Regions from separate parts of the Mus musculus genome. Here region 2 is linked to region 1. Evidence: chromatin loops called from intact Hi-C (ENCODE). Cell type or tissue: heart. All regions are shown on one strand.

Region 1 (5,000 bases):
GCACTGGATTTAGGGGGATGGAGAGGGTAGGAATTGTTGAACTGTTTTTTGTGTGTGATCCCAAAGGCCTGATAGATGGCCAGCAGTCCCCTTTACAGGACATCTACAAAGGCTGCCCTTGTGGCTTCTGATATGTGGATCTTTGATCCTTTTACGTTAATGGAAATTATCATCTGTGGCTCATAGAGGACTTGGGAAAATGCTGAAGAAGCTAGTGTGATTTTGTTTTCAAAGGTAGCTTCTTTTACAAATATTTTATTTTTAATTATGTGCGGGTGTGTGTATGCCTGTGTGTGGGTACGTGCATGTGAATGTAGTTGCCTGTGGAGGCCAGAATAGGCAGTGGATCTTCTTGAGTTACAAGACATTGGGAGCTGCCTGATGTGGGTGCTGAGCTATGGACTCTGGTATTCTGCAAAGGCAGTGTGGGCTGTTAGCTGCTGAGCCATCTCTCAAGTCCCCGAGGTCCATCTTTTCTATACTGGGCACCACTTGAGTACCTGAATATATCATTTCAAGTCCTTGTATCAACTCGGCAAGACAACCATCAAGATTTCCATTTTGCCTGTGAGCAGAGGGGAATTAAATACTGAGTTTCAAGTTACTCGGCTTGTTAGTACACTGGTTGTTGTTGAAGTCTAGATGTAGCAAATTTCTGTTTGTGATTTCCATGGAAGTCGAAAGCTGCATAATTTAAGGATGGGCAAACTTTGTTGCAGGATTCCAGCTTTACCATCATGGTGGACAAGACTAGAATTTCTTTTCCATCTGCCTCTTATATTAAAGTATATAGGCATACTTTGGCAACTCTCATCATAGACAAGCAGGACCATTCCACAACATTTGGAGGTATAAAGAAGTAAAGTTACCTCTTTTTAAATTTACAAAAGTAATATATATTCAGCATATATAAGACCAATCAGGTTTTGTTTTTTTGCTTGTTTGTTTTTGTCTTTCATAACAAGACTAAATATACACCTGGACAGGGTAGGATGAGATGGGGGGTTTCAGTCTTTGTTCAGCAATCTCTGTTTTGAATCTGGATTGGTTTATTTTATTATGTATGTGTGTTTGTGTCTGAGCATGATACAGCACACTTGTGAAGGTCAGAGCATAACTCCTGGCAGTCAGTTCTCTCCTTCCACCATGTAGCCTCTTAGGATCAAACTCATTGGCCTTAGCAGAAAGTGCCTTTACTACCAGAGCTGTCTCACCTCAGGCCCTCAAAAATCGGAACTGAGCATATCCAGGCTTTAGTTTGTGATCTTGGTTTCTTTTCTTTTAGTGACTGTACTGGCTAGTTTTGTGTCAACTTGACACAGGCTGGAGTTATCACAGAGAAAGGAGCTTCAGTTGAGGAAATGCCTCCATGAGATACATTTGTAAGGCACTCTCTCAATTAGTGATCAAGGGGTCCCTTGTGGGTGGGATCATCTCTGGGCTTGTAGTCTTGGTTCTATAAGAGAGCAGGCTGAGCAAGCCAGGGGAAGCAAGCCAGTAAAGAACATCCCTCCATGGCCTCTGCATCAGCTCCTGTTTTCTGACCTGCTTGAGTTCCAGTCCTGACTTCCCTGGTGATGAACAGCAGTATGGAAGTGTAAGCTGAATAAACCTTTTCCTCCCCAACTTGCTTCTTGGTCATGATGTTTGTGCAGGAATAGAAACCCTGATTAAGACAGTGACTCACTGAGTTTAATTAGGGTTCCAAACATGAGCATGGGTGTTAGGCTCTTTACTGGAAGAAAATAGATGGCATCTCTCAGCAGCCATTCATTTCCAATAATCTCCTCACTACTGGCTCATACGCCCTTCCTGCCCTGGTATGCTAGAATATTGATTGACAGGCTCCATCGTGTGTAGGTCTTGCTGTGAATTCATGAATGAACAGCCAGGTCAACCATATTATGTTCGGAAGACAGCATCTTACGGGTGTTCATACCAGTGTCCCATGCTCAGCCCTATTTATTCTCAGGACTTTCACCAGTTTTGAGGGTCTGAATTAATCACTAGCTATTGAATTAATCACTGTCTAATATGTCTATTGCCTATCACCTTCTATGATCAAGGTGGAGTTGTTCAGCAGTCTTCACGGAGGAGTCCAGACATAGATTCATTGTCACCGAGCTAAAGGCATATAGTATAAAGTGAAGTCATTTGTCTCTTTCAACAGTTGCAAGTTGGACCAGCAATTCCCACGGGCAGGAGATGTGTAGGTGATTCAGTGCAGAGAAGACGAATTCATCAACCCCACAAAGGACTGACAATTTCTGTCAGATTCCTAAATACAAAACCTAAGTTCAAGGAGGAGAAAGATTACTGTACTTTATTTATCAAGGGAACACAGCAGACGCTGACCATGCCTCTCCTTATCGCTCTTTCTACACTCCTTATGGCAGGTTGCCTTTATCTGCTTTAGAAATGTCCTTCCCCTTGGACAGCTGTCAAGTCAACTCGCTTCCTTTCACCACCCACTTCTTCCTCTTTGCTAACCTCCGGATTCTCTGCCCTGGGTGCTGACAGGAATTATCTATCGGGTTCCAGCTAGGTTTGGCTCACTGGGCTCCGAGGCTGCAGAGCTGGTGTTCCGAGTGGACTCGCGGCAGGGACAGTCCCGGTAGGTTTTGGGCAGCGCCATCCACTGTGTGCCGGCGGTACGCGGCGCGATCAGTCATGTCCGCAAGCATCCGAGCGCCCATTGGCGAGGAGAAAGTGTTCTTTCCTCCTAGGTGCTGGAGGCGCAACCCCGGGTAGTGAAATCCAGGACACAAACAGCCCCGCCCACCACACAGTTCCTGTCACGTGCCCTCGCAACGTCCAATCAGCGCCCCGAAGCTCCGGGCTTGTGATTCAAACTGCGGCGCGGCGAGCTCCGTCTGGAGTCCCCGCCGGCGTTGCCCCGCGACTGCTGCGCGTTGGCAATGGAGCACCGCGTAGTGGGACCCGGGCCGTACCGGGCCACCAGGCTGGTGAGTGAGAGTGGGGCCGAGCCGACCCCGCGCCGCTGTCACCGCCAAGACTCGGGCAGTGTGCAGTCGCTCGGGGGTTGCCGGTGCTGGTGGTCGTGTGCCTGCTCCGGTCGCTGCTGCACACTCTGTCCCACAGCGGGCAGACGAGGCCCGGAGTCAGCCCTACCAAGGTGGCATGAACTACTTCTGCCGCCGGTAGTTGGATGCTCGGCTTTGGACGGCGCCTTCAGCCTTAACGGGGAACCGAACCTCAGGCGATCGCGTTCCCCTTTGTCCTAGGGACCTACTCTAGCTTCCAGGGCAAGATCGACCGTGGGTGGAGCCATAGGACCACCTATGGGGGTAGCTCTTGCGGACTGCGGTGCTCCAGGCAGGGCGTGACTCCTTCCTGAGTGACACTGTTGACACTTGACAAGTGTTCTTTGTAACGGTGCACTGCACGGAGGTGGATTGCCCCTCTAAGGTTCCTGCCCCCGGAGTTTCAGTTGTCAGCACCTACTTCAAGTAGCGGATCAGCTCTGATAGGTGATCTAAAAGCTTTGCTGATGCACCAGGGTAAGGGTCTTTCTTGTGGAAACAAGTTTTGCCACTCAGAAACTTATTTCTAGGAGGAAGTACTTTTACTGACTTCTCCCTCAAACGGATTAGGACAATGGAATAGACAGAAGGTTTTAGAGGACTTTGAGTTTTGTCTGTGAAGACTCATAGCTGCATTGCCTTGCAATAAAGTCTCACCTGCTCTCTACTCTGGAAAAGGTGGGGATGAATATCCAAACTCATGTTTTAGACTCATATGCTAGAGATGTAGTTTTCTTTCTTTCCAGAGCCAGGTAGTCTGTGTTCTGCGGAGTCAAGCCACCTTCTACAGATGGGAAGTTAGGTTTCAGGCTGCTAGACCTTTGTTTTATTAGACTTATGGGACGCGTGGAGAATCAAATAAAGATTATGAATCTTCACACAAAAGATCACATGGCACATGTAAAGTTTCCCCTAAGATTTTAGGGTCTGTGGTCTTGTTTCATTTGGCTGAAAACAACACATATTTGCATAGGGTCATTGGTCTGGGCTGGACTCATGTCAGCGGTTCTTCCAATGGAAATCATTCATGTGTCACTATCTGGTGATTTGACTGGCACTGGGTGGTGTCACGTGGTACCCTGGTCTTCAGTGTTGGTTGAACCAAGTTTTGACAGGTTTGCTCAGATTCTTCATAAAGTGGGCTCATGGTATCATGACATTTTGTTCACACATCATTGGCCAAAGCAAATGAAATGGCTGAGTCTATAATCTAGACATTCATTTTTATTAAAAAGAAAGCATTTTCAGGTTGCCAGCCTTGTGTGGCAAGGATCTTTACCCACTGAGCCACCTTGAAGGCCCCTTTTCTACGTTTTAGCATGGAGAGGTGGTAAAAGCCACATGGCTAAGGTGCCTGTGAAGAGGCTAGGAGACCTCGTTGTGTAATCCACAGAACCCCCAGAATGGTCCCATTTATTTTAAGAGAGGGTGAAATGAATAGTGGATGTAGGTTTTCTTTAGGGCTCATTTCTAAGAGGTATGAACGGCGACAAGATAAAGAGAGTCTCAGAAATGGTGTATTCATAATTGCATCCTCAGAAGGGGCTCTACCGTGTAAACTACTTGGGGTCATGGCTACTGTTAGTTCTGACTTGAGGGAAGATAGGGGTTGTTCTGTTTTAATGACTTTTGCAAACTATAATGGCAGTCCTCCCTTATCTGGAAAGGAAATGTTGCAAGAACCCCAGTATGGTTGGTTTGAATAAGATTGGCCCTCATAGGCTCATATATTTAAATGCCTCTGTTCCCAGGGAGTGGAACTGTTTGAAAAGATTACAAGGATGGGGAGGTGTGGCCTTGTTGGAGGAAGTGTGTCACTGGGGTTCCGTTTTGAGGTTTGAAAGCCCATGCTAAGCCAAGAGTCTCTGTCTTAGTCTGTGTATCAGGATTTAACTTTTAGCTGTTTCTCCAGTGCCTGCTCGCTCCCTATCATGATGATAATGGTTGAAGCCCCCA
Region 2 (5,000 bases), 100 kb before region 1:
AATCGGGTTGGCCCTTGTCGTCAAGATGTATTGGAGGTTGGGAGATGAGACAGGGTGTGGCTGACCTGGAACTCCCTCTGTAAACCAGGCTGGCCTTGAACCCACCAGCCTCTGCCTCTGAATGCCAGAATGTATTTTAAAGCCTGGCCTTTTCACTTCAACCAGCTCCTCCTTGCCTCTGCTTTATCTTATCTGGACTGTGTAAGAGCCTCTTAACTGTCTCCTTGCTATGTCTCGGCCATTCCTCCCCATCCTCTATACCACTCTCAGTAACATTGTTAGAACACTTACTTTAAAATGCCAGGCTGGAACAAAGGCCTATCATCCCAGCACTTAGGAGGCTGAGGCAGGAAGATTTGAAAGTTTGAGGGCAGCCTAGATTTCATAGCCAGACCTTGCCCCCAAAAAGAGAAAAGCAGAAAGAAAAGGAGGAAGAAAAAAAAAAAAGAAAAAAGAAAAAAGGAAGGAAAGAGAAAAAAAGAAAAAGAAAAGAAAAGAAAACTGAGCGACCAGAAGGTGCCACTCTTCAGAACTGCTCCTTTGAGACTTCGATGTTGCCCTCCCTGTTCCAGTTCAGCTCCCACAACCTCCTAGGTCCTCTGGGAAATGTGGCCTCCTTGCTGTCTCTGTGCCCATGCCTTCAGCTTAGCTACTGTTCCTGTTGCCTAGAGTGCTTCTTACCCGATACACACAGACTTCCTCTTAGCCTGCCATTTCAGCACTGGGGAGAAGGGGACAGGAGGGATATATGTTTGAGGATAGCCTGGGTTACTATCAGAAGTTTTATTCCCAGCCTCTGCTGCATAGTGAATCTCAAAAACACGAGATGCAAAAGGCTCCTTTCACAGAGGCCTTCAACAATGAAGCTTCCCCCTCCCATCCCCCCTCAAAAATCCCCATGCCCTTCCCCTTCCCGTGGTGCTTGTCAGGACCTGAACACATTTTTTTTTTCCTGACCTGGTTATGTATTAACTTTATTGTAAGCTCTGGTTAGACTGAAAGTTCCCTCCCTGAAAAGACAGAACATTTTTAGTTTGTTTTGGTTGTCTGCTGGATCTTTAGATCCTGGGGTGGGGTGGGGTGGGGTGGGGGTAACAGCATTAAATAGGTCTTAAATCTAATTAAATGAATCTAATTAGGCTCTTGCATGTTTGAAATTTTATACAGACAGAAACAGTGACAGGCATGTGACAATTGTCTCTAATTTTTAAGGCGTTTCCAAATCTACCAAACAACTTATTTGTAACATGAAAGAAGAGCATAAACAAGGATTCATTAGTTTGTTTTTTGATTGATGTAAAGCACTGAGCTCAGGAACTTGCACAAGCCGGGCAAGCCCTCTACCACCAAGTTACATCTCCAGTAGAAGATATCTTCAGCGTCTTAATTTGCATTTGAACTTCTGTCCTTTGGGAGTTGCTGTCTCCTTGACTATTCAGTGGGAGTGCCCAGAGTTTTAGGTAGACACTGAAACCTTATTTTCAATGTTCTAGGGTTGGGTCATGGAAGGCTGTCTTGCTTGCTTGTTTTTGCTTTCCCTATGCAAGGTCTCTACTTGTCAAGAGACTTCTTACCCTGATTCTAGGCTAGGAACTCTAGAGCAAGCAGAGCCCATGTGGTGAGGCAGTCCGCACAGGGAAGGCAAACTCTCGGGAGTGTAGGAGGGGGATGGAGGATAGGGGATGTTCTAGTTGAAAGATCAATTCTAGTTTTAGGTTTTGCTATAGAAGCAGATACCTCTAGACTTACATTTTGCCTTCCTGTGCTTGATTTAGAAATCGTTACAGTGTTTATTATGATCATAACTAAACACAGGACTAGCTCATTAAAAAAAAAAAAAAGTCCAGTGCACAAGCACAGGCCTACATTCATCCAGTTCAGCAATTCCAATCCATCAATCAGTGAAGGAGACGGGAGTTTGCTAGACTCTGTTCCTTGTTCTGATCACCATAAAAAAAAGTTGCATACAGTCTGTTCTTCATTGCACTAAAAGCCTCCCCGCGCCTCCTATTTTTCAACAATTCATTCTTAATAATTAAAAGGGATCGAGCTGCCAAAATCTGGCTTGGGCATCTTTACTGGTCTGGTCTCCATTTTAGAGACCTATTTCTCCTTCATCCCTTCTTCCCTCCAGCCGCGCCCTCCCTCGACCGGTCCTGTAATCCATTAGAGTCAAGCAGGACGACAATTCCCATAGTATTTTGGTTAAGCATGCGGATGAATCCAGATGTTGGTATTCACTCTCAGAAAGAAAGGGCACCAGTAGAGCGGACGGGAACCGGCCCCCTACTGCACCCTGGGTTGCTCGGGGCCAGGCTCTACCCGCGGCGAGGGCGGCAGCGGGAGAGGCTGGCATGACACCCCACCCCTCGGCGTCACCTGGCGGCGACGGGCAGGCGGGCCGGGGGGCGGTCCCGGGTGACGCGCGGGGCTGGGAGAGCCGGCAGGTGCCACCCTACCGCCTCCGCCCCTCGCAGCCTGGTCCGCAGCCCCGGCAGCAGGGGCCGCTGTGAGAGCTGCGCTCGCACTGCCCGCCGCCGCCCTCGGCTCCCGCGCGCGCTGCTCGCCCCTCGGCGCGGTGAGTGCGGGGCTGCGGGCCCCAGCAGACTGGGCGAGGCTTTCGGGGGTGGCGCGGAGGGCTGCGGGGGAAGGACGCGCGAGCCGAAGGGGTCGAGCCCCTGGGGGTCGCACGGGAAAGGAAGCGGCGTGGGGCCGGGCAGGGCCTCCCTCCTGGCGGTGCTGCTCGCTGGTCGGGCGCGCCGCGCTCACCTGTGCCTCCCGGAGCCCTGGAGCCCTGTACCCCTAGGGAAGATCGGGGCCCTCCGGGGCATGGGGTGCTGAGCTGCTGCGGTTGAGACTCAAGGAGGGAAGGTCTTGCTCGACCTTGGACCGCGGAGGTCACTTTCTCGGCTCCGGGTCCTGGCTTCCCAGACTCCTCTTCACAAACCAGCTATCCCTTCTTCCTGCTTCTGGGTGCGTCCCGCCTGCCCGAGGGAACTCAGGGCGCTGTCTCTTTGGCTCCGGGAACAGCATCCCGTCCCGGTGACTGCTGCGGGCCAGGGAGGGAGGATGAGTCCACGGCTGTGGAACAGGTCGTTCTGGAGACGGAGTGGCAACTCCTGTCATTTATCGCCTAGGTGTCTTGTGGTGTGAAGTGGGCCTTTCTTTCTTATCAGCCCTCGCTGATTCAAACTTACCGGATTCAGAGGAGCGCCTTTGGGGACTAACTGGAACTCGGGGTGGGAGCGGTCCGGCTGGCAGCAAGGCACAAAAGTCCCACTCCCACTGAACAATAGTTTCAGAGACCCGGCGATTGCCTACTGAACTCCCTCCTGTCCCTGAAGCTGCCCATGAGCGTTTTCTCTCAGCTCCGAGCTCCCAAGTCATCTTTTCTTCCACTCACTCCTGTTTTGCGTTTCTTGTATAAAACTCATCCTCTTTAGTGACTGCCGCCGCCGCCGTACTTTGCGCTTGTGGTTTACAATTTGCAGTTTTTGTTCGGGGGAAATTGTTCTCCCCAAGGTCATCGAGGACTAGGTTTAAAAAAAATCCCTTTCCCTTTACCCCATAGCAGATGCTTATCCAGTGCTGTGTGCCTGACACTGAGAGCTTAACCCTGTCAGTCTTCAAGTAGATATTGTTTTCAGTTTGGGGCTTGGCTTCCAGCCAGCCAGGAGCTCTTGGCCACTCTGCTAGTCTGATGAACCCAGAGTTCTTGGTTCTTACTGCTACTAAGCACTATGCAGGTTCAAGCATCAGGCCCGGGACACTTAATCTCTGGCCCCTTTTCCTCCTTGTTTGTTTTTTACTGTAGCAGCTAAAGCTGATATCAGTCTCTTGATCCCTCTTCTTGTCTCCCTGCTACGGGGTGTGAACCACACGTGCCCAGCCCTTTATAAGATAGATATCTTTAAAAGATAAAAAATTAGATTGACAGGTTGACTTCCTAAAACCTCATTTTTCAAGTCTACTTAACTTCAATTACAATCCAGGGGCCCTGTGTATTCAGTTGAGTCTAATATCTTTGAGGAGACGTTATAATACTCCGTTTCTGTGCCCCAGGCCTTCCCAACGCTCCCGTAGAAGATGGTTTCCGCCACCATTAACCTAGTCACCAAGATGCAAAATCTCAGCCATCCCGCCTCCTGCTACCACTCCCTAACCCCAATTATGGATTTATCCAGCTCTCTCCAGATCTCTCCTGCCTTTGTCAGTCTCAGCCTGCACCCCTCCCATCGCTCTTCACCACACTTCCTCTTTCCCAAAGCGAACACATACTATCACTCATCATACCCACCTTTCTTTTCCCTCTTATTTATTTTGAGACAAGGTCTCGTGTATTCCAGGCTGGCTTCGAACTCTCTGTGTAGCCTCGGATGACCTTAAACTTCAGATCCTCCTGCCTCTAACCTCTGAATTGCTGGGATTATAAGCATGTGCCACCATTTCCAGTATTATTCAGTGCTGGAGAGGGAAACCGGAGGCTTTATGCCTGCTAGATAAGCATCGAACCAAACTGAGCCCCATCCTCAGTCAATACACATTTTGATTATCTTCTTTAGTAAGTGTTTGCTTTCTTCCAGGTCCTGGGCAACTTAAAATGTTACACTATCAGGCATTCTTTGTAGTAGTCACTTAATAGATATTTGTAGACCAAAGTGCACCGTGAGCTAAGGTAGCTCAGGGCAGTAGTAGCCTTGATGGTAGTAGAAGCCAGCCTTTCATAAGTTTGCACTGGTAGGCGTGGGGGAACTGGCAGACAATGCAAATGGGAGCAGAGAAAAACCTCTGCTGAGTGTATTGCCACGCTGAGGTACCCAGTCGTCCTGATTCATCATTGCATCTCCTGGTGTGATACAGGAGCCAAATTTTATAGGAAGTGTGAATCTCAAAACAAAATAGGAAACAACAGTAAGTTATCTCAAAATAATCTTTTTTTAAAAAAAATTGGAAATACAGTACATACATAAAAGTGCATAAAACATTAGTGAACAGGTGAG

The links. Hi-C counts contacts between places; a loop is a spot of excess contacts. Peaks named below come from ENCODE experiments on the same cell type or tissue, not always from the same donor. Only the 100,000 strongest peaks of a DNase experiment are listed, where the experiment ranks them.
Region 2: a loop joins it to region 1, with 6 times the contacts of the local background. A loop is called at or near these places in 23 of 42 quality-filtered maps.

What each region holds. Positions count from the first base shown.
Region 1 is chr13:108,313,504-108,318,503 of GRCm38, forward strand. It overlaps Depdc1b (DEP domain containing 1B), which reads left to right and starts at 2,834. Exons shown (of 11, transcript NM_178683.4): 1 at 2,834-2,966. The coding sequence starts at 2,919. In heart, a CTCF peak has its summit at 2,696; DNase peaks (open chromatin) are centred at 2,788 and 3,308; H3K4me3 peaks cover 1,940 bases; H3K27ac peaks cover 1,198 bases; H3K27me3 peaks cover 2,478 bases.
Region 2 is chr13:108,211,923-108,216,922 of GRCm38, forward strand. Elovl7 (ELOVL family member 7, elongation of long chain fatty acids (yeast)) reads left to right here and starts at 2,482. Exons shown (of 8, transcript NM_029001.5): 1 at 2,482-2,578. In heart, a CTCF peak has its summit at 2,491; a DNase peak (open chromatin) is centred at 2,399; H3K4me3 peaks cover 1,858 bases; H3K27ac peaks cover 747 bases; H3K27me3 peaks cover 4,382 bases.